2 separate regions of the Homo sapiens genome follow, and region 2 is linked to region 1. A link is a loop called in an ENCODE intact Hi-C map of the cell type or tissue named here. Cell type or tissue: A673. All regions are shown on one strand. Each heading gives the region's core, and the rest is flanking DNA. Links, peaks and the distances in the headings are about the cores only. Region 1 overlaps LINC00622 (long intergenic non-protein coding RNA 622). Region 2 holds the start of LOC124904390 (a long non-coding RNA gene).

Region 1 (16,962 bases), core at 3,696-11,695:
ACCTGGAAGGTACTTTTGGGTCCTTTTTCTCCACCTGGGTGGCTCTGCAGGGTACCTGACAAAGGAATGAATGAAAGCAAAGGCAAGTGCTCAGCCACCGGCTTAAGGGCTAGGTATATATGAGTACAGAGAATGAAGCTGAGCTGAAGTCACTGGGAAAAGCCACAGGAGCCAGTGGAGCTTGAATGAGGCCTTGAATTCCTCAGTCCAAGCAATGGGCACAGCCCGAGCAGTGGTGCAGAGGAGGATGGAGGGGCATGAGGAGGACCTCTGCTTTCTGGAAAGCATGTACAGAGCGCAGATGAGAGAGCTCGGGTGCCAGACTAAGCCACAGACTAGATAGGCAGATTCCAAGGGCCAGGGTGGGCCCCAGAGCCTGTGATGGACTGGTGAGAACTGGCAGGAAAGTGACAAGAGGCCAACTCTTATGATGTGAAATCCCATGATTTCCAAATATTAGTGACTAACTCTAAACTTGAAAAAGCAGTGTGAAGATCTGCTCCAGGAGAGGGATGTGTGGGCTAGTGTTCCAACTGTATGTGCAATAATTTATATCTTAAAAAGTGGGTGGTGAGGTGTCAGCAGCAAATCTATTCATTCTTGGCGATAAGTCCCAAATATACATTATTATATCATACTCTCAGCTTTCCTGTATGTTTAACATAGGTTATAATTTTTTAATAAATTAAATTTGGTGGGGAACAAATATGCAAACTAAGAAAACACACTCACAGCCTGGCCCCAGGATTAAGGCCTCTGATTTTCCACTTCTGCTCCCAGTCTAGTGGTCCAGTGCGGGAGATAAAATAGGAGACGTGTTAGGTGCAGTGCACAGTAAATGTGAAGAGTGCCATAAGAAAGGAAAATGCTTCCGGGAGATCCATTCCCATAGGGGATTCATGGGGTCCTTGCATTTGGGCTAAATATCAGAAGATGGGTAGGATTTCAACAGACAGGAATGTGAGGGAAAGTATTCCAGGTGGAGACAATGGAGTCTGCAAAGACCCAAGTGGGAAAGGGGTCACTTTTAGGGAACAATGAGACCAGACCAGAGAGCACCACGCCAGGGAGAAATGGAAGATACACCTGGAAAGACATGATGGGCACACACAGGATCACCCGGGGCCACCCCTGGAGACACCCTGCCTCCTTCCTTCATTGACCTCAGAGTAGGAGTTCTGTGTCCCCATTAAAGATGACTTGGGCCGGGCACGGTGGCTCACGCCTGTAATCCTAGCAGTTTGCAATGCTGAGGTAGATGGATCACCTGAGGTCAGGAGTTCGAGACCAGCCTGGCCAACATGGCAAAAGCCTGTCTCCACTAAAAATACAAAAAAGTTAGGGGGCATGATGTTGGTGCCTGTAATCCCAGCTACTTGGGAGGCTGAGGCAGAATTGTTTGAACTCAGGAGGCAGAGGTTGCAGTGAGCTGAGATCACACCATTGTACTCCAGCCTGGGAGACAGAGCAGGACTCTGTCTCAAAAAAATAAGATAAATAAGTAAATAAATAAGTAAAACAAAGAAACAAACAAACAAAAACAACAAAAAAACCCGACGACATTCAATTACTTCACACATACTACATGCCTCATGTTCTCTCAAAAATTGGAATCTATGGGAAAAGAATGTCTCCTCCAGCAATGAATATTGATGGTGATGCTAAAAGCTGGGACGTCATTCACTCTGCAATGGGAATTGTTCAGCTGTCCCTGGAAGATTACCTTGGCAGCATGTCGTAGGATGGACTGAAAGAGATGAAGAGGATACTTCAAGATCTAGGTAAGAAATGAAGGCCTGATTTATGTGTTGGTAACAAAATGGAATACAGGGGCAAATGAGGCAGGCCTGAGGCAGAATGGCCACTAGTTTAGACAGGACTGGGTGTGGGCACAGAACTCTCATGCACCCACTTTTTCAAGACAGAAACCTGGACAGCAGCCCCCCACTCTTCCCACCTATCATTTAGTGCTACCAACTTTACCTCCACAACACCTCTTGAATGTGTCCTCTTCCTCCCTGGTAACATCATTCCTACTTGTACCTGCCACAGGCCTCCCTGTCTTGGAGAGTCACTCATGAAACCTATCCTTAGCAGTGTTGCCAGAGTTGTCTCTCCAAACTAGTCTCACCACGTCATGCCCTTCCTTAAAACCAACCACTGGGTGGAGCCCCAGGACTGTCAGGAGGAGCCTGAGAGCCTTAACATAACATAGAGGGCCTCTGAAGCCCTGGGCCCTGCCTAACACCCCAGACTAATTCTCACCAATCCCTGCCCTGTTCCCAGATTCTCCTACTTTGTGCCTCAACAATTTTCAAAAACTCAGGGCTTCCTGCTTGCAGCATGCTTTTACATCTACCTAGGCCAGTGCACGGCATTCCTTCTGCTTAGAGGGTGCCCAGCTCTCCTGCCAGCACATCCTTCCCAGCTCCTTATTCACCATCCAAAGCATCTCTTTTATAGCCTCTGTGCTTTGTGCATATCTAGTTGCACTGCCATTAATTTTTTATTTATATATCCTGTCCCCCACCCCTACACTGCCATGTCCTGAGGACAGTAACTCACCATGTCATCTCTCTGTCCCCAGTGACTGACACAAAATAGACACATGGGCTGATGGAGAGATAGATGGATGCACGGATAGAAAGATGAAACACCAACAAACTCAAATGTTAGGACGGAGAGAGGAGGGGATGGGGAGTCAGGGAGCACAATGCTTTCAATGACAAAGCAAGAGAGAATTCAAAGACAAATTTTCAGGGTGTCAATGAACCTGAAGAAGCTCGATCATCATGATGAGAGCTGGAAAAGAGATAAGCCACATAGTGGGTATGGTGCTGAGAATGAACTCATTTGTGTGATAGAAAGAGAGAGTGGGGTTGTGAGAGGCCCATGAGCAGGGAAAGGGAAAGGCTGTTGAAGGCGAAGCCCAGCTGCCAAGGTTATAAAGGGACTGGGAATTGGATCCAAAACCTGAAATGGTGCAAGGCCCAGAGCATTTTTATACTACAAAAAAAAGGAAAAACTGCTTTTGAAAAATGAATTCAGAAGAGAATCTCCCACTCTTAGTTGACTCAAGTGAGGACCACGCAACCTCTCTGTCTACATGTGCTTCTTAAGACATCAGGGGACTCTGGTGGAAAATTGAGGGGCGTTCTTTTTCTTTATCTTGGCCCAAGATCCCACCCAATGGTAATGAGCAGGGAATGGAGTCGGTGATCTGAGGCATGAAAGAGGTTCATTATGAGGAAGTGGAGAGGGAAGGCTGGATGAAAAGAAAGTGGCTTAGCCACTCTGTCCCCAAAGGCAGGGAGCACTGAGGTCAGTTGCAGACTCCAAAACAGTCAGTAATCTGTTCTGGAAACCTGAAGTTCCTTATTGAAGAGCGCAATCTTTCCTCAAGAAATGGAAGAACCAGCACTGATGCAGTCAGCCCTTCTTCCAAAACAGGTACTGGCGACAGAGAGGTGGGCGTGATATGGGTTCCGGGCCTATTGTCATCTTAGCATGAACGCTGGCCACTAAAGTAGGAATACCCTTCTCATGAGCCTGGCACTAACTCCCTCCTGCACTAGCTGGAGTCTGTCAAATCCCTGGTGTAGCTCTGAGCAGAGCAGCTCTCTGGGCACAAGGCCGGTGAGGTCACCCAGGGCCTGTGCTTGGCTTAAGGGGCTGCCATGGGACCCCACATTTCATTTTGCACTGATCCCTGTAAAATACACAGGCAGTCCTGACTGAGAGAACTTCTTTCAGCAGCAGGCAAAACACCTATTGCTGACCTAGCATGGTTAAATAGAAAAGGCTTCCTGACTCCTACAGGACAGATCAATGTCTTTGTGGAGTTCAGATTTTAGAGCAAAGAAAGTTTCATCAGGCATGGTAGGGCACACCTGTATTCCCAGCTACTGGGAGGCTGAGGGGAAAGATCACTTGAATCCAGGAATTCAACATCAGACAAGACTTCATCTCTAAAATTTTTATTAAATTGAAGTTAAAGAGGGATCTAGAGACCATTACTCCAGCTTTTAACTGTGGGTTCCTTTCCTGCTTTCATTTTACTGATGAGAAAACTGAGGCCTGGGAAGTGAGATGACCTTTCCAACGTTCACTTAGACAACTGTCTGTAATGGTGACCAATGATTTGCTACCTTTGAGGTAAAATATTTATTAAGGGAAAAAAAACTGGGATGAGAGACATTTGGAAACAGGGCAGAGGGTAGGTTTAATGAGAAGTCTGCTGTCTAAACCATCTATCTTGCCTATATAACCCAACCTCTCATCTGAACATCAGCTTGTGGACGTGGATGTTGCATAAATGGAGACAGGCAGGTGCTTCATGGTAAAGAAATGAAAGTAGTTGGGGGTGAGAGGGACTAAGGAAAGGGGTCAAGGAGGGCAAAAAACAAGCGAGTATTCTTTTGTTTTAGAAGAAGAATATTTTTGCAAATAAGAGTGAAGAGTGAAAATCCTGGGTTCTGATTTCAATTTTGTCATCGAAGTTAAGCAAATCTCTTCACCTTCCTGGGTCTGTTTTCTTTCCTACAAAATGAAGGTTATGGCTCATTTCTAAGGTCTTTTGCCAGTGACATTGGGCTGCAAAAGTGTAAGATGATTTGCATCCTCTGGCACCTGCACACTTCTGCCACTAAACTTCGTAATAACATAAGCCTCCTTGTGCTTATTTGTTTGTGTGAAGCCAAAGCTATTTGAGAAAGTGGTTTCCCAGTCATTCGTGGCTCTAGTGGCACATGGCACCTCACTGGAAAAGGGGCGTCATACCTCTCATAGGGTTGTAAAGGATCAAGAAGTGGGCCAAGTAGGAACCGATTCCCTCCTTCCCTGATATCTGATGACCACTGAACTGCAGAACTTAATGCTGACTTAAATACAGCCTTTTGTTTTGGCATTAAGCTATAGATGTTTCCCAAGAAGGTTTTAAAACTCTTAGACAATCACTAGAAATTAAAATGGGCAGGACCAATAGAGTCAGTGCCTACTGAAAAGGAATCAGAAACCCAGAAAAGTCATGCCTTGCTCAAGTCCACTGCCAGTTAATGCCAAAGCTCTGCCCTGCTCACTCCACACACAGCACACCCTCAAAGGAGGAGCAGAACTAGTTCCTTCTTTCTTCCTGTTCTCAGGAAAGGGAGGCCATGCCTTCTCACTTCCTCTTCACCCTGCCCTAGGAGCTGGAAATCCCAGAGGACAGAGTCCATATGCACTGCAACTGCCTCTCTCCTCCTTCTGGGATCCCAGGAGCTATGATACAAGACTTTAGGATGCCCCTCAGCAGCCCCTTCTCTGCAGCACTGAGCACGACCACCTTGTAACCACCTTGCTTCCTAACATTCACACAAGCCCGTGAATCTTACAAGAGCCTTCATGTTTGTCATTTTGTTTGATTTGATTTTCCCACACCTCATACCTGCATCTTTCCACTGCACAGATGAGAGCAAGATCAAGAATACCTATAGGGCTTGGTCTAGGCTGCAGCAGCATTGAACAGTGGCTGTATCAGTCCAGTGAATCTCAGGCTGTGAAGTCATGTCTGTGATTTCTACCTACTCTATTAACTTCAACACAGAAAGCAGTAGAGCTGCTTCAGGTGAAACCTTGAGGTGACCCTCATTTCAGACATTCACTAATGCTACCCCTAACAAGAGAAATGTCTAGCCAGATACTTTTCCAGCCCCTTGACAAAGTGAATTAGCTTTTCCAAGGTCACACACTGTCCCTTCCCTCACCCAACAAAGCCAGGTACAGTCGACATTGCCTGATTTGCAGCAGTGGTGGAAACTCTGACTTATAGTTGCAAAGTCCTTGGCAGAGAATCTGCTTAACTCTGAGCCTTTGTTGAATGTACCGTCTTGCCCTAGCATAACATGTGAAGCCTTGACATGAAGTTCCCCCCTGTCCACCTCCCATCCCTTGCAGCCCCAGGGGCCAAATCCTTAAAGTCATACATACAGTTGGCAAAATAATTCACCCCAAGCAGGTTGGACAGGCAGGAAACAAAATCAGCCTTCACCTTCGCCCTTAAATGGTGTTGGAATGTGTAAGCATCTCTACCTCTCTCATATCTGTCTCCCCAGCATTGAGCACTATGCCTGGAACATGCCACTCAGCTGAGGGGTGAACTTCTCAGGGTCTCTGCTCTTAATGAGTCACAGCCTTGGGGTCTGGGGAAGGCCAGTCATACACAGATGGTATCAGAACACCCAGGCAGAACCACTCCCTACTTCAGCCCTTGATGCTTTCAGAAAAGCATCTCAGTGGAGTGTCTTCAGTGAATAAAAAGAATGCATGGAACTGCTTCCAGTGATTCCCTAGTCTCTAGAAACAGGGGCCTGTCAATTCTTTCACTTGTGTTGAACATCTTCAACACATCTGGAATGCCAGCTTGAACACCGCACAAACACTGATACCTTTTTCAAACTTCTTAAACAGAGGGAAACATGGTATATGGAACAACTTGCCACCCACCTCACTGGCTTCCAAAGCTAAGCAATCCCGGCTGCCGGATTGAGGTAGGGCACCCACTGGATGCAGAGAGCACTGAGAAAATGGCCTGGATCTCATGGCAGCAGCTGGAAATTGAAACCCATTGGAATGTGCTTTGGGTTAGTGAACATGACCTTGAAACCACAGTCTGGCAGCAGAAAACTGCAGGGCACTTGTGGCTGTGACAATGAGACCGAGGAGCAAAGACTAGACAATTCATGCTGGAGACTGGCCAAGTATGCTCCTCCCCTCCCACCAGGGGCAGAGAGGATGGAAATTATGTGATTGCCAAGGGCAGCTGAGAAAACAAGTCATGCCTGGGGTTTTGCTTTGTTAAGAGAGCTGAGTTGGGGGAATAAAGATCTGAGAGAAGCAGAAGAAGGCTGACTCTGAGTGGTGAAGACGGTGAAGGCCAGCAGCAGCCTTCCACACCTATTCCATTGTCATCTGATGGACAGCCAAGACAGGCACTTTTCCTGGCTCTTACTTATGATATTGTCTTCACTATTTGGAGCAGTTGTGTGAAAGGTGGCCTACCAGGAGCAGACAAAGCCTGATGTACCTTGCACTGCCCTTTGCCTCCATAATTCTGGTGAAGGAGAGGATTTGAGCCTTATGTATTATACTTACTGTAATCCCCAAGAAAGAAAGGGGGTCCCTAATTGGTCCTAAAGAGTTCTCACCCTCTTTGCCCATTAAAATCACCCAGGGAGTTTCTACAAAATTACAGGTACTTAGGCCTCATTTCAAGTAAGTGCTCTCTACATTTAAAAGACAAACAGAAAAGCTCTCCAAGGTTAAGAAAATCTATTGCTTAAACTAATCAAACCTCAAAAATTCCATGGCAATCAGGTACAGTTTCTTTAATTGGAATGTGGGCAGAGGCTCACTCACATCAAAGATAGAGATAGTTGAGCATGAAGGTTCACGACTATAGTCTCAGCACTCTGGGTGGCCGAGCAGGAGGATCACTGGAGCCTAGGATTTGAAGACCACCCTGGGCAACATAGGGAGACCCCATCTCTACAGAATTAAAAATTTGTTAAAAGTCTAGCCAGGCATGGTGGTGCATACCTGTGGTCCTAGACACTCCCGAGACTGAGGTAGGAGAATCTCTTGGGCTGGGAAGTTGAAGATCGCACCACTGCACAACAGTACTCTGGGTAACAGAGCAAGACCCTGCCTCATAAAAACAAACAAAAAAAGAAGGTTAGAGAAAAAAAAGTCTCTCTCTAAATGAATAGCTTCAGCATTGGCTTTTCCAATGTCTCTCTTGCTGCTTACCAAACTGTGTTCTCCATATAACAGCCTGAGAGATTTTTTAAAGTAAACTCAAATCCTATGTCTCACCTATATAAAACCTTTCTGGGGCTTCCCATTCCATTTACTATAGACTCTAAACTGATCTCCAGCTCTCCCGGGCACCACATGATCTGCTCATCCTTCCAACTCGTGTCCTCATCACTCTCTCTTTTACTCACAGTGTCCCAGCCAGATTGGCCTCCCTTCAATTCCATAAACACGCAAGACTTTCTTGCCTCCGGATCTTCACATCTATCATTCCGTTTACATAAAATGATGTTCCTCATCTTCTAATGGTTGGCTCTCTATTGACATGTAGATCTCAGCTGAATTGTCATTGCCCTAATGAGTTGAAACATCCCTGACCATCCTCTCCCAAAAACAATCTGCTTCACTCGTCACATCACACTGTTTCTCCCCTCCTAGCTGTTACCACAACCTGCAACTAACTTATCAGTTGTCTATTTTGTTGTTTATCTGTACCTGCATAGGGACCTTAGACCATCTTGCTTCCTGCTACATTCCCAAGAGCCTAGAATCATGTCCAATGTCATAGAGGGCCCCATAAATATTTATTAAATAACCGAAGGCAAAGCTGGATCAAAATACATCATCACATCTGGAGAATTATAGCAGTCAGAGGAGGAAAACAGTGAGTTAGGATGGAAGCCAGCAGAATGGGTCACTACCTAAACCAACAGACGTGAAAAGTCTTCTATCATTCCTTGACTGGACACTTTCCTGCATGAACCCACGCCACAGTGCAGGTTCACTTTTGCCCAGATTAACCCCCAGAGTCAAGGGCTGGGTCAAGGAAACATTTGCATGGAACACTCCAAAAGAGAAACAGTCCCATAGCAGTCTCCCTGGTAATAACTTTTCAGACCTATTTGCTTAACCAAAATATACATATAGTGCCTTCACCACCCAAATATTTAGAAAGGGAAAATGAAGTATCGTCATATAGCTCTGCTTGCCTATAACTGCAATTCAGATCCCAAAATTAAAAAGAAGTGAACACCCAACCTTTCAAAACAGCAGTCCCTTTAAATAAAATAGTTCGGGCCGGGCACAGTGGCTCATACCTGTAATCCCAGCACTTTGGGAGACCGAGGCGGGCAGATCACAAGGTCAGGAGATCGAGACCATCCTGTGAATGGTGAAAACCTGTCTCTACTAAAAATACAAAAAATTAGCCAGGCATGGTGGCGGGTGCCTGTAGTCCCAGCCACTCAGGAGACTGAGGTGGGAGAATGGCATGAACCCAGGAGGAGGAGCTTGCAGTGAGCTGAGATTGCGCCACTGCACTCCAGCCCAGGTGACAGAGTGAGACTCAGTCTCAAAAAAATAATAATAATAAAATAAAATAAAATAAAAATAGTTCGTTAATTGTATGACTCAAAGAATTCCCATTGATTCTTCTCAGAACAAAAGATCTTAATAGGGCAGATCAGTAACGACTGAAACAGCCAGTAGCTTATAATTTTTTGCACATACTGTCCAAAACTATGGAACTTTGCACTCTGGACAGAAGAGCTATACCTATAAAAATTTCCCAACAGAAATCATACTCTCTATCTATGAAACAGTGCAGCAAAGTTAAATCAGTTGAAAGGAAAAAAACCACGTGTCATTAGAATACTTGGAAGAGTAGTGGATACTTTGGAGAATTGTGGTCATTGAAGAGAAGCACAGAAGGTTAAATCGGATGAAATTTTATTGGGTTGGTAAAAAGAAAAGGGAAATTGACCATGCTCCCAGAGTGAGGCCTTAACTTTTTATTTAGGTGTCAAATTGGCTGCTGCACTGGTGGGCTGATAATTTGAGGCCAAGGAGGGGCCTTTAATCCAGCAGCAAGGATGGAGTGCTTGTGCTGAAAGTTTAGGGAAATACTAAGAAAGCACATGTCTAGGGGTGACTGTCTGGCTGACACAGCAGTCACAGTTGCATTGTGGAACAGGATGCCTAGATGACCACAGGCCTTGAAGATTACTTTCAACACCCTGATTTGAGTGACTTGTAAAAAATGGAAGTGTCATGATTTAGTCTATTTGTGCTAGTACAACAAAATATATCAGATTAGAAAATGTACAAACAACAGAAACTTATTTCTCATGTTCCAGATGCCAGGAAGTGCATGATCAATGTGTCTGCAGGTTCCATGTCTGGTGGGAGCTCAGTGTCTCCTTCCAAGACAGCATCTTGTTGCTGCATTGCCTGTGTCCTCATGTGGCAGAAGAATGGAAAGGGTCAGCTAGTTTCCTCAAGCCCTTTTATGAGGTCACTAATCCCATTCACAAGGGCCCTGTCCTCATATACCAATCACTTCCTAAAGGCCCCAATTCTGAACACTATCACATTGGCAATTAAGTTTCAACATATGAATTTGGAAGGAACACATTCAGACCATACAATTTCACAAGATCAAGAAGGAATACAGGACAAAGGTGAATTTGGTATAGCCTAACTCATGCACTGCTGCAAGGGACTTTGGGAATATTTTTTACTTTGAGTCAGAGGGCAAAAACCAGAGACAAGAAAGAACAGAGGAGCAAAGGAAAGCCTAAAATATTCATTGTCATGACCTAGGATGTTACAGGATTTTGTGGCACACGGACTGATGTCTATTCTGTGCAATTCACTGACCTCCAAGAAAAGTAGCAGAAAGAGAGTTTTCAGATAAGAGTTTCAGGGACCCTGGAAACAAGTTAATATTAACTAGCCCAGTTCTTCACCAGGAAATGAGAAAGGAGATATCTTTATTTTGGTCATATTGGATAGTTTTAGTAGATACTTGGAGACTTTCTCAATAAAGTACTACAGAGCTAAATGAATGACAGTGATTAATGTCTAAGAAATTGTCTCTTACTCAGGGGTCTTCAAGAACACGGCCTCAGACAGTGGGCAGACTCATGAGACAGCTGTCCCACCAGGCACATCCCACAGCAAATGACCAAATCTAGGCAGACTTTGCTCTCCTCTGGCCTGTTCCCCAACCCTAATAGCCTTGTCATCCATCAAGAGTCAGCCTCATGGACAGTGGGACTTGGTATGCTTTCTTGAAGTGTACTCTCTGGAATTTCACTTCCAGATCGTAGAACTGTTCTGTAGATACCACCTTTCTCAGCCCCCTTCTATTTGTGTTAAGTTTATAATTGTAGTCTCATGATTCTCCTCACATCAGAAAAAGATAAGAACATTTTAGTGCTAAATTGTTCCTTGTGGATAAGTAAATAAATAAATAAATCCTTGAAGGTAAGACTTGAAATCAGAGAAAACATAAGATCCAAACACCCAATCACGGTCTTGTAAATCAATTTTTTTTCATGCTTTTATGCTGGTTAGTGATCAAGTTGCAAAATTTCCCAAAGTTGCCTTTATCACAGGCACTTCAATGCAAGCGTAGTGGCCAGCTTAAGGTCATCTCTTCGACCCTGAAATCACCAGCTGAAGACTTGTGGGAGTCAATAGAGATTGGTTTGGGGTAAGAGTAAAACAAATCACATGAGCATATGGTATTAAAGCAATTTGGTATACAGACAACGACATTAGCTTACTTTACAAGAAAAGGTAGTAGAAGCTCTCTTTGTATGCATCTACCTGGTGATAACTGTGCTCCTGGACACAAATGTGTGTAATTTTTTAAGTTGCATCTGGCTCAGGGGCTACATCAAAAATTCCAAGGGAAATGAGCAAGAATCTTATCAAGATACTACCAAAAGGCTGTTCTCCATTGCTTAGAAATATGGGAAAAGGAATGTCCACAGTAAACTGAAGAGATGCATACGAAATCTCAGAAGGAATCTCTTAACTCCTAAAAATGTCTTACACGTGGAATGCAATCTGATACAAATATAGGCAACAGACATGAACAGACACCCACCAAATAAGATATATAAATTATAAGAAAGCGTATGAAAAGATACTCAACATCATATGTCATTAGAGAATTGCAACCTAACACAAAAATGAGATACCACTGCACACCCATTAGAATGGTGAAAATCCTTAACACTGACAACTAATGCTAGCAAGAATGTGGAGCATCAGGAATGCTCATCCATTGCTGGTGGGGATGCAAAATGGTACCGACACTTGTAAGGCAGTTTGACAGTTTCTTATAAAACTAAACATATTCTTACCATATAATCCAGCAATTATGCTTCACTGTATTTACACAAATAAATTGGAAACTTACATCCACACAAAAACCTACTTCTAGGTTAGATCTTTATAGCAGTTTTATTCATGATTATCAAAACCTGGAAGCAGCCAATTTGTCCTTCAATAGTTCAATGGATAATGAAATATTATTCAGTGCTAAAAGAAAAAAAAGTGCTATCAAGCCATGAAAAGACATGGAGGAAGCTTAAATGTATATTACTAAATGCAAGAAGTCGACATGAACAGGCTACATACAGTGTGATTCCAACTATCTGACCCTGTCAGAGTCAGGGTGCACAGAGGGATTGACAGACAGAAGCAGATTTTTAGGGCAGATGACACTAAAATGGTGGTTATATATCAGAATACATTGGTCAAAACTAAGAATGTGCAAGACCAAGAGTAAACTGTGAACTTTGAGTGATAAAGATGTGTCAATGCAGATCAATGATTGTAATAAATGTACCATGTGGTGCAGAATGGTGATAGATGGGGAGTCTGTGTATGTGTGGGAGTGGGAGTATATGAGAACTGTCTGCACTTGCCCTCAACTTTGTTGTGAAGCTAAAACTATCATAGAAAATAAAGTCCATTTTAAAAACTAAATGAGATAACATACGTAAAGCACCTGATACATAGTAAAGGGCTCAATTAATATATTAGAGCTCATATGCAGAGCTTTCTTTGTGCAAGGAGATGTGCCATATGACATCTTGGTCTGATTTCAACTGATTATTCCTTAAAATAAATATCTGGAGTGGACTCGTATGGATGGGTCAAGTGTGTGAAAATTTAAAATATTTTGTCAGATACTCACCAGAAATTTGCATAAACTTACACTTCCACGGATAACACACCTGTCTCCCCACATCTTCACCAACACTTAGTAACTTCAGTGAATCTAATATTTGCTAAACCACTTGTGGTTTTCAAACTGAGTTTAATGAAGGGCTAATGTTCTTTGTAATGCAAGAGAAATCCCCAAGAAAAGAAAGCAGCTTGTTAAAAATATGTCAGTCTACCTATTTTCTTCTTAAACATTGGAGTTCCAAGAGCTCTTGACTTGACTGGCACAAAGTTCCAGTTTCATCTGAGGACTCAACTGGGGAAATATCTACTTTCAAGCTCACTTTCATAGTTGTTGGAAAATTCACTTCCTCGAAGCATATTGGACTGGGAACCTCAGTTCCCCTTTGACTGTTGGCTGCCCTCAGTTCATTACTATATTGTCCTGTCCAGCATGGCAGGTTGCTTCATCCAGCCCAATGAGAAAGAGGAAGTGTAAAACAAGATGGAAGTCACAATCTTTTCTAACCTAATCATGGAAGTAATATTCCATCATTTTGGTCCAATTATACTGATTAAAAGCAAGTTACTAGGTTCAGCACACACACAAGGGAATGAATACCAGGAAGCAGAGATCACTGGATTCAACTTAGAGGCTGGCTACCATACCATCATTGTCAGACTCCAGAGGAAATGGTTGAGTGACATCTATGTGATCTCCCCCAAAAATAACTGACAAACAGAATTCAGTAAGAAATAAAAAAGACATTTTGCTAAAGCCTCCTCCTTTCTCACTTTGAAGGTCTTGCCTGGAAAGACAGCCAAGTTGAGCTCATATAACCCAAAAGCTCTGGCCCTAGTTCTCCCTGTATGGTGGAGGGGATGGCCCATTGTTCTTTACTTCTGAAAACTGGCTCTTCAAGTACACTTCAAATACCTAGGATCCTACTCATATCCGTGCTATAGATGAGAAGAAAATTGCTTCTCCTTGGCAAACAGCTTTGGCCTGGGCAATGATTCCAGCCTCTCATTACTATGGGAAACTTTCTAGTATTTTCATTTTTGTGGTCACTGTTCTCTTCTATTTCCTTCTTTGTATTAGTCTATAAGCACTAACTTTCAGAAGCACTAAGACATTCTAGAGTCTTGATTGTTCACTCATCCTTCCATTTCTTTATTCAATAAGCATGTATTAAGTTCCTATGATGTGTCAGATGTTGTGCAAATTCTTATGGTAATAAAACGATGTATGAGACATAAACACTTTATTTAGTCAAACACTCAACAATGTTTGAACATTTGCTCTGTACAAGGTGCTAAGGATCAATAAAGGAGTAGTCCAGTTTAAGACAACACAACAAAAACAAACTCTTCACTCCACTGGCTGTAACACCTTTTTACTGAGATCTTCATGGCACAACTTCTTGAACAGGTGTTGTTTTTAAGAGTCGCTCTCTTCACATTTTTCTTCTATTCCTCAACACACAAATGAATTGTGTGTTGGACTTTCCAGTTGAACTTTCAACCCAACTATTTGTGGAAATTGCTCTTACCAAATTACTTACAATGTTGCCAAAATCAATAATCAATTATTTTCCTATTGCATTTGATCAGCAGCATCCAACATAGTGAACCAAACTCTTCTTGAAACACTTTCTTCAACTTGACTTTTACAAGGCCATCTCCTTGTAATTTTTCTCCCTCCTGCCACCAACTCCTACTCAGCATATTTAGCTGGCCCCTCCTTCTCTGTTCAACTTGTAAATATTGATATGTGTATTCCAGGATTCAGTCCGGAAACTTTCCCTATTATCCATGAATATTCTTATAACTTATTTCGTCTAGTCATGTGCCTTTAAAACTTATTCTATGCTACTCATGACCTCTCTAGGACTCAAGCACAAGGGGTGTAATTATCCTAAAATAAGCCAGGAGTTTAGTAAGCTGGCCAAGAAGAGGGATTTTCCTTTTCCCAGCATGAGAGACTGTGCCTAGTACAGCTCCCTGCAAAATGGGTGGCTTTCTCCCCTAAAAAAAGGGAAACCCTTTGCATGAGCCCCAAGGACTCTAGATGCTAGGCAGGTGATTTTTCCAGACAATCTTGTGAACATCTGGAACCTAAATCTAGACTGTTTCACACCAACAGCCTGTGTGTTCCTCCACTGATAAAGCTGTATCCTTGTGCTCACATGATAAAAAATTATAACAAGGGAGACTATTGTTCCTACACTGGAATGCAGACTCCCATTGTGAGCCCAGCATTTCCTGACCATTTATGCATCAGTATTAAATAGGAGGATGGAGAAATCATGCTGTCTATTTTTTTGCTGATCAGTAATCTTTGTGAGCTTTCCTAATACCGCTTTTTTTTTTCTGAGCATAGACAGGGGACTTTATTGGTGGTACACGACAAGGTGGGGTTCCCTAGGCCCCTCCCTCTTCAGGGGGTCTGCATGGAAACTGCATGGAGGGGAGAATCTCAGTGTGGTGGGGGACTGAGTGTGGCAGGGACTCCCCAGCAGCTGAGGGCCTCTCTTTTCCTCTCATGCTCTCGCGGGGCTGGTGGCCCAGAGGTCTTACTCCTTGGAGGCTATGTGAGCCATGAGGTTCACCATCCTGTTGCTGTACCCAAATTCATTATCATATGAGAAAATGAGCTTAACAAAGTGGTCACTGAGGGCAATGCCAGTCCCAGGATTGAAGGTGGAAGAGTGGGTGTCAATGGTTAAGCTGGAGGAGGCAACCTGGTTCTCAGTGTTGCACAGGATGCCCTTATGGGGGCCTTCTGATGCTGCTTCACCACCTGCTTGATGTTATCATATTTGGCATGCTTTTCCTGAGGGCAGGTCAGGTTCATGACCAACATGTTCGTGGTGGGGACCTGGAATGCCATGCTAGTGATCTTCCCATGCAGCTCATTGATATACTTGCCCACAGCCTTGAGAGTGCCAGTAGATGCAAGGATGATGTTCCTTTGAGCCCTGCAGCTGTCATGCCACAGTTTCACAGAGGGGCCGTCCACAGTCTTCTGGGTGGCAATCATAGCATTTACTGTGGTCATGAGTCCTTCCACTAAATCGGAGTTGTCATGGATGATCTTGGCCAGAGATGCTAAGCAGTTGGTGGTACAAGAAACACTGTTGATGATCTTGAGGCTGTTGTTATATTTCTCATGGTTCATACCCATCACAAACATGGGGCTGTCAGCAGAGGGGTTAGAGATGATGATCCATTTAACTGGCCCCTACAAATGAGCCACACACTTCTCCATGGTAGTGAAGACGACACTGGAGTCTATGATGTACTTGGTGCCAGCATTGTCCTATTTGATTTTGGTGGGATTTAGCTTTTGGAAGATCGTGGTGGGATTTCCATTGATGACAAGCTTCCTGTTCTCAGCCTTTACGGTGCCATGGAATTCACCACGGGTGGAATCATACTGGAATACATAGACCATGTAGTATGGAATTTGTAGACTATGAAGGGGTCATTGATGGTGACAATATCCACTTTACCAGTTATAAGTAGCCTTGGTAACCAGGCAACCAATGGGGCCAAATCCATTGACTCTGGCCTTCACCCTTACCATGGTGTCTCAGGGATGCGGCTGGCGCTGCACAAGAAGATGCGGCTATCTGTCGAATGGGAGGAGCAGAAAGCTACAGCATATTATTTAACCCATAGTTATCATATTGAGAAATTCTTCACACACTCTGATGTCAATAGGTGGTGACTCGGGTGGGCACCACTTGACATAGCAGGCTGACATTCCCTGAGCATGTGGACAATTCAGTTGTCTCAGTGTCACTTGTTTAAAAGACAATCTTTTTCCCTATTGAATTTGCTATTGTCAAAATCAATTGGCCATATGAATTTAGGCCATTAACCCACACATAGGCAAAACTTCCCTCAAAATAAAATAAAGGCCTAAATTTAAGGGCTAAACTATACACCTCTTAGAAGAAAACATAGATTATTATATTCATGATCTTGAATTAGGCAAAAACCCAACTTTTCCTGGTTAAAAAATAGTTGAAAAATGAAACAGGATCAAAACTAAAAATGTTGGCATTTAAAAGCCACCAATAAGAAAATGAAGAGATAAACCAGAGACTGAGAAAAAAAATTCAAATCATATATTTAATACAGGACTCATATCCAGAATATGAAATACACTTACAACTACGCAACAAAAAGATAAATAACCCA
Region 2 (12,480 bases), core at 4,481-12,480, 75 kb after region 1:
TGGCTTTTTTCTCTCTTGCAACTAGCTGGAAACTCCACAAGAGTAGGGATCTCTATGTCTGTATCATTCCTAATTTTGTCCCAAGAGTCCAACACTGTGCTCAGCTTTTACAGTAGGAACTCATAAGAAATTTGCTGTATACACTTAATGAATATTTTTAAAGCAGCTGTGAGGAACATCACTGTTCATTTGTGGACAACTTGTCTTAGATATACTTTTTCAAAGTAAATTTTTATTGAAACGTAATGTATAAAAGTGCATATTTCATTAACATTTTCAGATTTTGAAGTATATCTTATTCCCTACAGGAGAATTTAGGGAAGGGGAAAGTGAAAGTATTTCCCAAAGGAAGTGGAGGGAGGAGGAGGGGATGTTATCACTGGGATTAGCTGGGCTGAAGACTGGCTCTAAAACATCCTGCCTTCTACAAATGTTTCTCCTAGCTAAAGGCAAAGACACTGTTTCTTTGCTGGGCTTCATATAGCCTGGAACCTCTAATCCCTCAAGGTTGGGAAGAGAAGGAAAATCAATTGTGAGTTACAGGAAAAGTAGATAACATAGGTCAAGGTGTAGATTTTACTCACCTCCACACTCCAAAAACTAGAAAGATATTTAGTTTACTAAGCTTTTTAAACAAATCTGTATCTGATTTAATGGAGAAATTTTTGATGCTCTCTCTCTCTCTCTCTCAGATTAGATACAGGAAAAGGATACTCAATATCACTGCTACTCTTCCACTTGGTACTGGAAATCTATTCCAACCCAACAAGAAAAGACAGTTAAATGTATAAAGATTAGAAATGAAGATACAAAACTGTTACTTGCAGATAGTCTGATCATTTACATGAAATTTATTATAAACCAGGAACCATCTAATGTGTTTAATATTCACATAATCTGTATTTCACAAATAAGGAAAATAAGGCTCTGAGAGGCTGTATTTACCCAAGATCGTTCAGCAGTCGGATTCAGAGGCTGAATTTAAGTCCACGTAATCAGAAGGAAAAATGGGAACATTCAGAGTCAGAGTGTGAAAGCGAAAGCCAGGAAGCCCCATCCATCCATCCCTTCAACAGTGAACAAAATATGGTTCCATCCATTTATTCATTCAATAGTAGAAAACATAGTGTGTTAATTTGCACCTGCTCTCTTCCCTGCACAGTGCTCAGCGCGAGGGACACCAAAATGAAGACTCAAGCCGTGAGCACAGTCCAGTGAAAGAATGATAACCACGCAAGGAGACAGAGCTGTTATCACTGAGCTTGCATAGCAGATAATGGGTGCTGAAGAAATTGGGGGTGTCAGAAATCACTTCCCCAGTGGTGACGCCTGAGCCAAGTCTTAAGCGTAGATGTAGGTTTTCTGAGGAAGGAGCTAGGCACTTCAGGTAAGGGCAAAGACCTGCAATGCTGTGAAAGGTGGGACAGGGCAGCTGAAATGAAGAACATTGCCTGAGACTGGAGAAGTAGGAACGGACCCAGAATGCCATTGTGAACCATGCTGAGGAGTGTGGATAGTGGACACAGTATCACGGTAATGACATACAGACTCTCTATACCAGTAGATAGACTAAAAGTAAATGACTCCATCCCTGTAGGCTGAATGAGGCAGTAAACTGCTTTGTTTTCTTTTACTGTGTCTACACTCAGTAGTCTCAGTTTCATTTCCATTGGCATGCTAATTTTCTTATAACGTACCACCAGTCACAGCTTTTTAAGTGGTGTCACCAAAACTTTCTCCTATTCTCAATAAAACTGCTTTGGCATCTAACTGACTTGACTAGCACGCCCCACCTACTCGTCTTTTCTCTGGAAGCATTGTGGCTTCATCACCAGGTTTATTGTTTCTGATCAACTAAGGAGATATGGCTTCAGTGAAGGAGAAAAGATAAATCTATTTATTCAATACATATTTATGGAGCATTTACAGTGCTAGGAATACAATAGTGAATAAAATATGGTTTCTCCTCTCAAAGAGCTTATAGACTCGAGTTGACCAAACAGGTAATAATAATATTTAGTGCCAGAATCAGAATCTCAGATATTCTGGTATTTGCTGATTCTAATACTGTGTGCTAAACCTTGTTCAATATGCTTTGTATATGAACCCTTTAGTCATTCAATACTCTTGACAACCTTATGAGGCAGGTACTATTGTTACCACCCTCACCCAATTTACCTTCCTTCCCCATTTCATCTTCTAGTTGGCTCAGAACCCAAACAGTGTAGCTCCAGTGTCTGTGCTCTGACCTTCTTCACGTTAATTTCTTAATGACAATCTAATGTGATAAATGACCTGATATAGACACACTACATTAGAAAAATGTCCAGGGTGCTACTGGCACCTACCATAGTCTTAGGGGCCAGGAAACATTTTCTGACAAAGTTTCTAGCTGAGCCTGGAAGGGGGAGGAGTTGGCCAGGTACAGAGGAAGGAGGGAAGTGATTTGGGATCAAAGGAATCTTAAGTATAAAGATCCTGAGCCTAGAAACAACTTGTCACTCAGAAGATCTACAGAGCATTTTGGAAGGCCAAAATGGGTCCAGGATGAGGGGGTGAGGGTGAGGGTGGGAAGGAGTAAAAATAAAGTTGGCTGTTTTAGATCTTAACATTTTACTGCTAGAAGAAATTGCATAGACAAGGCAATAAAGCCAAGTTCCAGAAAATCCTGAATTTAAATATTACATCCCTTTTAAGGCATGCTGGTCTTTTTCTTCAAACCAAAATCAGAATCATTTTTTGGACTTGTGGACTTACTTAGGTAATAAGTCTCAGAAAAGTAGCTCTTATTAATTACATGGAATTTGATATTTAACCATTCACCTTTGTTGAAAGAAATAAAAGTACATTAAATTATATAAAATTACCCCATAAATCAGTTGATACAGTGATTGAACTGTCATTCTTATATTCAACATATATTTTTACTGAGCACTGCTATATATCAGGCCTAGTGTATGACACTGTAGGATACATCAGTGAAGAAGAAGAAGACAGGTGCTTGGGCTTGCAGTATGCATATTTCAGCAAATCCTAAGTATCTCGATCTGAAAAGCATGCTATCCATGCTATCTAGAATACATAAGGGTTTTAATCCAAACATCTAATTTTACAAATGAAGAAACTGAAGAGGTTAAGTGATTTACCCAAATTCACGCATTTCAGTTTAGTACGGTGCTGGAGACTTGACCTAGTGTCACACACTGGCAAGCCATTGCTCTCTCCAATAACACCCCATGCCCTCATATATTATGAACCATGGATTTAAGAGAGTTGTTTGACAAGAAGTCAAGGAGTCTTGTAAGACAGGATTCTCCTTGCAATATTTCTTTAATAATCTCATATTCTCCTTCACTAGTGAAATAATAGCCTACAGATGTCCAACATCGTCCTCTTTGCAAAAATGTTTTCACATTCATTATTTCATTTGAGCTTTGAGTGGCCCTATGAAGTAGATTCTGTAGATATTAATATCCACATTTTACAGATGCGAAAAATGAGTTTAGAGAGTTTCAGTGACATGAGCATGGTTACAAAGTGAGGACCAGACTAAGGGCAGACTCAGCTGCCCCAGGCCTCAATTCATGGATGCACTAAAATATTACTGGAATTAATCAGAGATTCAGTCCTATTTAACTCAAGTTTTTACCAACACTACAACACAAGTGATGAAATGTAAATTAGTTTTTACTCCCACTTAAGAAGGAAGTGTGTTTGGATAGAAATGTAAAAACACTCCTAGGGCTGCAGATTTATCTGCGATATATACATGCATGTTTCTTGGTGTAATTAGAGTCCTATCCCAATCCTAAGAAGATCAGAAGCTAGCAGTTGAATTCTGAAACTGAACAATGTGTGGCATAGCACAGGGAATAAGATATTTTTTAGACTATTAATTTTAATTCATTTAGTATATCTCCCATTGAGATTATCTAATTGGACAATTGAAATGAAAACTGGAGAACAAAAACTATAGAAATGTGGCAAATGTTTTATTGGTATGAGAGCCAATAAATAAATAACTAATACAGGAGAAACTTTAAAAACATATTCCTGTGTATAGATTCTGCAAGTGATGTGTGAATACATTTTTGCTATGAAGGAATTACCATTAAGCATTTAGATTAAAAAGTAAAGTTCACTTTTCGTATGCCACCAGTGGTCTCGCTATCCTCATAGCACTTTCAGAAAAAATATTTTGACCAAGCCTGTGTAACTACACCAAGCAAGTTATCTTTGCCCTTTGTGAGCGTGAGTGAATAATGCTTTCTAGTTATGAACACTAGAAAAATTGTGAAGCAAAGAACAATTCCAAATAAGTAGAATATTCTGCTCTAGTTAGTGCATATAGCAAATCCCCTATTTGAGCATAAAGAGATATTTTATTTTATTAATGAGAATAATCATCAACTTTCACATCTCTTGCTGCAAAAGGATATTAATTTGGAGGGACACCAAATTATCTAGGGACTGGATCTCACTCTTAAGACTTCTATTCAGTGGCTGGGGCTCAGCTTTCCATTTTACAGGTTTTTTTTCTCTCTCTAAATTCCCCTTTCCCTACTATATATTCCTCCCCCCAATGAATGCCTATCATTCTGATAAACTGGACCACAAAATACTCGTTTCATTTTATACTGTTTTAATTGGCTCTTGGGATGTTTCATGCAATCTATTGGTTCTGTCTCCCCAGTTTGAAGCTCTTTGGCACAGGGATGTTGCCTCATGCTTTGCCTGTCCCACCGAGTGCTTCCAGCTGTGCTGCACACAGAGCAGTTCAGGAGTCCCTCCAGGAATGTAGCCCTCCCCCTCTCTCTTCTACAAAACTCAGAGGGACTCTTCAGGAGCCACATGCTCTCATCAAGCAGAAACTTTTTAAGAGGTAGACAACAACCCAGAGTGGACACAGAGCTGGTGCTCTTCCAGTAGAGGTAAGTCTTGGCCAGCTCTCAGTGCCCTGGCTCTGTAAGCCTCCCTCCCAACAACCTCACTGAGCCTCTTGCTGGGCCTGATCCCCGAAGTAGACTTTCCCTTGTCGTGTAGTTAGTACTCCAGCTGCACTCACTTCCCAGCTTAACTTCCTGACTCTTCTCAACCAGAAATCTTTTCTGGTTCACAACTTTAACTATATTAGCTCTCTTATTTTTCAAACTTTGTATCCCTTTCCTACTGTAGGACTCACTATGATAGCTTCAGTTTCTCTTGGCTGCTTCTGGAGGCACTTCATCCATTAGCAATGGATTCTTTAATAGTTGCTTTAATTATCAACACTTACAGTTATGTACAGAGATTTCCCAGATTAGGCTATAAAATGTTTCCCTCCATCCATGTCCATGCAATGGGGACTTTTGTCCTGTATAATTGTGTCTTATGGGCTTAAATTATACCAGTATGTTCTCCATTCACGTTTTTCCCCTGTGAGATTTTATTCATGGCAATTTGTTTCAGCTGTTGATATAGAGAAACCAGTTTAACAGCTTCAAAAGGTCAACTGAAAAAGGAACCAGTCATCCTGTGTACTCATTAAAAATAAATGGAAGCATTATGGAGAGTTATTATATATCTTAAGACTTTTTTGGAGGGGAAATGGAATGCAGGGCCAGGTGGGAGACGGATGATTACCTGGGATTATATTCTTAGCTACATCTGTTAGGATATTTGGGATTCCTCCATGTGAAGAGGCTAGAAAACCAGAACGACAGTTTATACCAGGCTGGGATCTCTAGAGATAAGGATTATGTGACAGGCTTTGTAAGCACAGAATCCAGGGGAGTAACTATTGTAAGAGTTCAGACAGCTATTAAGAACAATGTTGAAAAATTAGACCAAGTGGAAAGAGAAAGAGATACGAGCTGTCAAGCCAGAGTTCAGCTAAGCAAGCTGGTTAATGGTTAATACCAGTAGCTTCTCTATCTGTGTGTTGCTTACGTCAACCCCAATTCCTCATCCTATTGTAGAGTTGGTACTTAAATCTGAAAACTCAGGTGTGCCCTGAACTGATAACCAGCTGAGAAAGTATAGGGAAGAAAGGAATGGGTGGGCAGGGCTAAAGGTAACAGTAGAGCAAAGCAGAGGTACTGGGTTCTCTAGAAGGTGGCAGATATTGTTATCAAAGAGAGTTTACCCAAGAGACCCTGAGACATTGCATTAGCAGACCAGGACACATGACTGTTTCTTAATTCTATCTCCAGTTTAGAACTACATGTCAGGTAGAGTTGACAGAAGCCAAAGAAAAAGAACAAAACAAAACAAACAAAAAAACCCTAAAGTTAGAGAAGGAACCACATGTCTGCTATAAGTAGTGTTTAGAGAGCAGGGAAAGAGATGAAATTTGTTTTCCTGCTTCTCACGTCTCATTAAAATATAGATGCTGTAGGTAGGGTATTCATCATCCCCTTCTTTGGTAAGCCCTCAGATTGCAATGGGCCACCTTGTAGTAGTGTTGTTTGATGACACAGTCAGGAAGGATGGTTAATGCACAGCAGTAGGTGGACAGAGTTCAGTTGGTCTTAAATATTTAGATCTGGTGCCCATCTAGGGATGGTGCTATGGAAAAATAATAGCTGGTAATTATTAAGAGTGTAATATATTCCAGAGACTGAACTAAAAGTCTTAAGGGTATTTCCTCATTTGCTTCTCCCATCAACCCAATTAGGCAGTTATTACTTTCTTTATTGTACATATGAGGACACTGAAGCTTAGAGAGGTTCAGTAACTTGCCCAAGGTACACAGCCAATAAATAGCAGAGATTTTCCAACCCAGGCCTGCCTCCAGATCTCATGGTGGAAATCACTTTGCTGTCCTAGGAAAGGCACTGTTAGCTCACATGGCTGAAAGGAAAGCTAATGCTACATTTTTTTTTTTTACCCTGCAGGTTAAAGAGTTAAAAATAGAGGTGAGATGCTTATTTCCTTACACTTTTTCCTGCATTTTTCTTCATTTCATCACGCATTATACCCCACATCCAGGTGCTGGTCTTGTGCTTTCGGTTACATGTTGAGTTGTGTGGAAGGGCAAGCCAGGTTTATTTCAATGGAAGAGTGTTCATTCATCAAATTGACCTACCATTATACAACACCAATGCAGATGACACACTCTACCAGGGTGTGGAGAGGAGTGTGCACAGTCCTCACACTCAGGAAATTTACAGCCTCCTTTGGAAGATAAGACATGCCTGTAAAAAGATAATCGAAGGCAGCATATGATCAGCACTAAACCACCAGGAAGAATAACTGCTCTTCATGTCAGAAGAGGGAGAGAGAGCACTTCTCAGCGGGTGGTCAAGGTAGGATTCCTGGAAGAAGGCCGGTTCTGAAAACTGAGAGAGCTGTTTATTTTTGGGTAGTGGAATCATGAAATGAATCACAGAGAGAGGAAGTGAAAGGTGTGTTTGGGAACAGCAACAGCACCAGGTTGACTTTAGCTAGGCCCACTAGGGGAGGAGTAGGAGATGGGGCAGGAAAGTCAAGCTGAAATTGGATTGTGCAGATCCTTGAAAACAATGCACAGCAGTTTGAATTCATTAAAATAAATAAGATTCAACGTAAAACACCAGGCCTACATAGGCACTTAATAAACTGGGGAGGTTTGTGTGCAACAATAGCAGAAAGAGTGAGAGCTTTGGAAATAAGGTCAGCCTGAGTCAAATTCTAGCTCTGCCATTTATTAGCAGTGTGACTTTGGGCTACTTAATTTCTCTGAGTTTCAGTTTATTCATCCCTAAAATGTAAATACTTCCCATCTCACACAGCTATAGAGCAGGGATCAGCAAACCTTTTCTGTAATGAGCCAGATTGTAAAGATTTTAGTCTATGGACCATGCAGTCTCTGCCATTGTATGGTGAAAGCACATTGACAATACGTCAACAAAAATTAGCAAGCCTGTGTTCCAATAAGACTTTATTTACAAAAAGTCAGCTAGCTGAATTTGATCTTTGGGCCACAGTTTACCAATCTCTGTTACAGAAGATTAAATTAAACATCTATAAAACACCTAGCACAAAATAGATTTTCCATAAGCATTCCAACCTTTGACAATTTCTTTTGTCCCCTCATGAAGTGGCTTCTATCTCCATTCCCACACTCTGTTGTAGTTGAGACTTATGCATGTATTATCACTTGTTTGTCTGTGGTGCGGCCATAATATTGCCCCATAAAAATGGATTTCAAAACTGACAGAGTTTTTGAGGTTCTTAAGAGGATTATTTGCTAAAGGCATACAGAAAAAGGACCTTTGCTAGTCATAATCTTAAGTGAGAACCATGTCCAATTTCTGGGCTGAGGGGATATGAGGCAACGTGCTCTGTTCCATCCCTTCACTTAAGGCTATAAGAAAAAAGCACTGAACTCCACACACTGAATTTGGAATGAAAGGGAGCCCCCTCATGGAGGTTTACGAAACACAGTTGAATTCTGTTTCACTACTCCAACTAGGATTAACCAAGATGAATTTAACTTGTGAGCAGTTGGAAAGAGTTAACTTACTCTTTCCAAGCCTCTCATGCTACCTCTCTCTCTCTCTCTCTCTTTTTTTTTTTTTTTTTTTTTTTTTTTTTTGGAGACAGGGTCTCATTCTGTCCTCCAGGATGAAGTGCAATGGCATGATCATGGCTCACTGCAGCCTTGAACTCCTGGGCTCAATTGATCCTCCTGCCTCAGCCTCCTGAGTAGCTGGGACTACAGGTGTGCACCACTATGCCTAGATAAATTTTTATTTTTAGTAGAGACGAAGTCTCGCTGTGTTGCCCAGGCTGGTCTCCAACTCCTGACCTCAAGCATCCTTCCATCTTGGCCTCCCAAAGTGTTAGGATTATAGGCATGAGCCACCATGCCTGGTTGTGTTACCTCATTTGGTCAACAACTGCATTGTGAGATAATTTTGCTCCTGAGGAAATTGAAAAAGAAGTAGTTACAAATTGGGCCAAGTCTGCACTTCATAAGTCAAAGCAATTTAGAGAGAGCAGGCTAGGTGTTGGAGGTGGGACACAGTGGAGAAGGCTTACCAGGGCCAATAGTGGGATGCTTTGCCAGGCCCCACAATTTTATGTAGGACCTGTTGTCAACACCATATCACGCTGAAATACAGTAAGATATCATCAGCCTTTCTCACTGAAGCCTCTCCCACTGCAAAAGAGTTGTAACTGAGCTTGCTAAGCTCTAGGCACAGCAGCCCTCCAGCTGGTAAGCCAAGCTAGCCAACAGGATGACCTTCATGGCTCTTTACCAACAACATCGTCCTTTAGAGTCACAGGACACTCATTTGCAACTGGCTCTTCTTCATCCCCTCTCCCCCCGCCAATAAATCACCTCCTTAGTTGCTGAATGAGGCTTGTTGGCTGTGGGACCACATCCCTGGGCTCTGCATTGCAGCAAGTATACACAGTCACCCAGGAGCCCTCTGTCATCGCCTGCGAATACTAGAAGCATGAGAATAAGAAGTAAGCCCGACCATGTTGAGGAAGGGGAAACTAGCTTTTGTTCCACAGAGTGAAACCTCAATAAATTGGCCATCTGATTCCTCCTTGAACTGTATAAATAATAGAATTTGTAAGGTAAATTAAGAGCACCAAGACTGTAGTAGGAAGTATTCTATTAGCTTAAGAAAACAGACAGATCTGAAGCAAACCCAAGTACAACTCCTAAGGAGTCTTGTTCCTTAAAGCAGTAGTTCTCAAACTCAGCCTCTACTTATTCTGTAAACCATAATTTTTTTAACTGAATTTGAATCAAATAATGGCATTTCTCCAGGGAAAAAAAAGTTAATGGGAAAATTTTCTCAGTTCTATCTATAATTGTTTACCATTTACTTATACTAAATCTAGTGTGAGCACTAATATATTCTTTTAGTGAACATTTAACATAGCAGTATTTTATCAAATTTTTATTTTGTTTTATTTTTGGTGAAGAGCACTTTCACCTCAGCCTATTTTTCACCTGAACATGTTTAAGGACCATTAAGATCAACACTACTCACAGAGTGTTATCTAAGAACAACGGGCTAGCTAGTATTTCATTATTCTTCTGCTTTAATGACAAAACAAATTTCCAACTTGAATGCAATTTTACTGGATCAATCTCTTATTTACTTCACTCTGCAGCCCATTAGAATGAGAATTTTCTCTCCTTGGTTGACACCCATTCTAAAGAATTGGGCTCTCTCCTTGATGGATCTCCAGGATATTCAGTGTCCAGTTGCCTCCCTCTGTTGCTGATCTCTGATAATCCTTATCATAGGGCTGACTTCCCTGTGAGCCTTGTCTTTATGTAAGGACCTAACTGGAAAGCCAGAAGACAAGAACTGGCTAGAAATGTTAGATGTGTTGGCTAAATATGTTGACCAGGAAGAATTAGGTTTGCCACATTTAGGTTAGAATCTTCAACTGATTGTGGGTCCAAGTTCATTTTTTTTTTTTTTTCTAATTCTCAGTTTCTTAATTTGCTTGTCCAGGCCTTACCAATAGACTTGCATGTGGACATGAGCAACACTGTTCCTGAAGGTCCTGTGTGTGCTCTGGGCACATAAGCCTCCTAACTGCCATGGAGATTTGGGAAAAATGAAGTAGATGTCCAGCTGTCTCTGGTGGGGCCCATTCTGGGACCCAGAAACCAGATTAGTAGGGTGACCAATCATCCTGATTTGCTTGGGACTGAGGGGCTCGTGGGACTTTGAGTTCCAAAACTGGTAAAGTCCTGGATACAAGAGGCTCAGGTGATGTATTTGCTGGTTAGAAAGGACTAGAGCCTTGTCTGTAATTGAGGTTCAGAGGTCTACTGAGCTATCTAAAGAACTGGAGAACCCTGAAGGATGCAGGACACTAGGGACTCTCAACTGGTCCCCCGAGAGCAGATGACCAGGAATAAAGAAATGTATCTAGAGCAGGTCAACTGAGCAGTAGCGTCTGGAGTCAGAGGAGCAGGAGCTCCAGGCATAATGCCCAGTGGTACTTGCTACCCTTCCATGCAGTCCCCCTTTGGTCCCAGGCTACCTGTGAGCTCTGGGAGGGTAAGGCAGTGGTAGAAATGCTAGAATTGTATCTAAGAGCTCACATGGCAGAGCTGAGGGAGTCCTCTCTGAAAGAACTGGACATGTGGATATACTGGCCAGAGAGAAGAGGGCACGGGAGACTGGGAGAGAGAAAGAGATGTCAAGAGAAGGACAGCAGTGGCAAGGCCAGCACGGGAAATGATGAAAGTAACAGTGGACAACAGAGGAGATGGTCCACAGAGCCCCTGATTATACATGACGAAGAGATCACCAAAAACTGATGGTTCCCCAAAATTATGTATTTTCTGGGAATTCTCAGATATAGCTGGAGAATTGAACACTGAAAAAATAAAAGCCTACTGATCAGCAGTTATGGGCAGCATGAAGGATTGAGATTTGGATTATTATTGCAAATATGATCCTGGGCTATAATTACATAAAACTGCCTAGTAAACATACAGACTATAATTACATTAAACCATTTTATGTAAATTTTCTATTGAAGTAAAAGTACATAGAGAAAAGCACACTAATCACAGGTGCACGGCTCGCTGAATTTTCCCAAAGAGAACATACCCATGTACCCAAAATCTAGATGAAGAAACAGAACATGAATATCATCCCAGAGGCCCACCTAATGCCCTTCCCAGTCACTGCCCCCTCCCAAGGGTAACAAGTATCCTGATTTATAACACCATACACTAGTTGTTGTATTTGTCTGTTTTTCAATTTTATATAAATGGCAACATATATAACTCCTTCATTTGCCTTTTTTCACTCAACATTGTGAGATTCATTTTTATTGTTACATGAGATTGTAGTTTATTTTTTGTTATTGTTGTATGGAATCCCATTATGAAAATACCACTATCTATTTATCCATTCTACTTCTGTTGAACATTTGTGTTATTTCTAGTTCGAGGCTTTTTTGAATAGTGCTGCCATGGACTTTCTACTATGTGAAATTTGGTAACTATATGGTGCATTTCTGCTAGGCATATACCTAAGAGTGGAAATGCTATGTCATAGGGCCTATGTATGCTCAGCTTTGGAAGATACTGCCTAACAGTTTTCTGAAGTGGTCATACAATTTATATTGCCCCAATAATGTTTGAGAGTTTCAGTTGCCTTACACCTTCTTCAACACTTTCATTTTGGCTATTCTAGTGGGTGTGAATTATATATAAAACTTTAAGTTTTGGCCAAGCGCAGTGGGTCACACCAGTAATCCTAACAATTTGGGAGGCCAAGGCAGGAGAATTGCCTGAGCCCAGGAGTTCGAGACAAGCCTGGGCAACATGGTGAAACCTCATCTCTGCAAAAAATACAAAAATTAGTTGGGCGTGGTGGCACACTCCTGTAGTCCCAGCTAATTGGCATGCTGAGGTGGGAGGATGACCTGAGCCTGGGAGCTTGAGGCTGCAGTGAGCTGTGACCGTAGGCTCACAACTATAGCTGTGGAAGTGTAGCTATACAAGAACATTTCCTTTTCTTC

Evidence for each region. Hi-C counts contacts between places; a loop is a spot of excess contacts. Peaks named below come from ENCODE experiments on the same cell type or tissue, not always from the same donor. Only the 100,000 strongest peaks of a DNase experiment are listed, where the experiment ranks them.
Region 2: it touches region 1 in a loop (6-fold over the local background); 5 of 110 quality-filtered maps call a loop at or near these places.

Annotation. Positions count from the first base shown.
Region 1 is chr1:119,580,838-119,597,799 of GRCh38, forward strand. LINC00622 (long intergenic non-protein coding RNA 622) reads right to left here. Exons shown (of 1, transcript NR_036540.1): 1 at 16,865-16,962. It also overlaps the pseudogene GAPDHP33. Among named protein-coding and RNA genes, the nearest start is that of LINC00622, 10 kb to the right of the region's middle. In A673, for the core only: no CTCF peak of the experiment used is centred there; a DNase peak (open chromatin) is centred at 6,714.
Region 2 is chr1:119,654,983-119,667,462 of GRCh38, forward strand. It overlaps LOC124904390 (a long non-coding RNA gene), which reads left to right and starts at 4,716. Exons shown (of 2, transcript XR_007066508.1): 1 at 4,716-4,931. RefSeq lists a silencer at 4,684-4,978 and an enhancer at 7,466-7,515. In A673, for the core only: CTCF peaks have their summits at 8,386 and 8,586; a DNase peak (open chromatin) is centred at 8,369.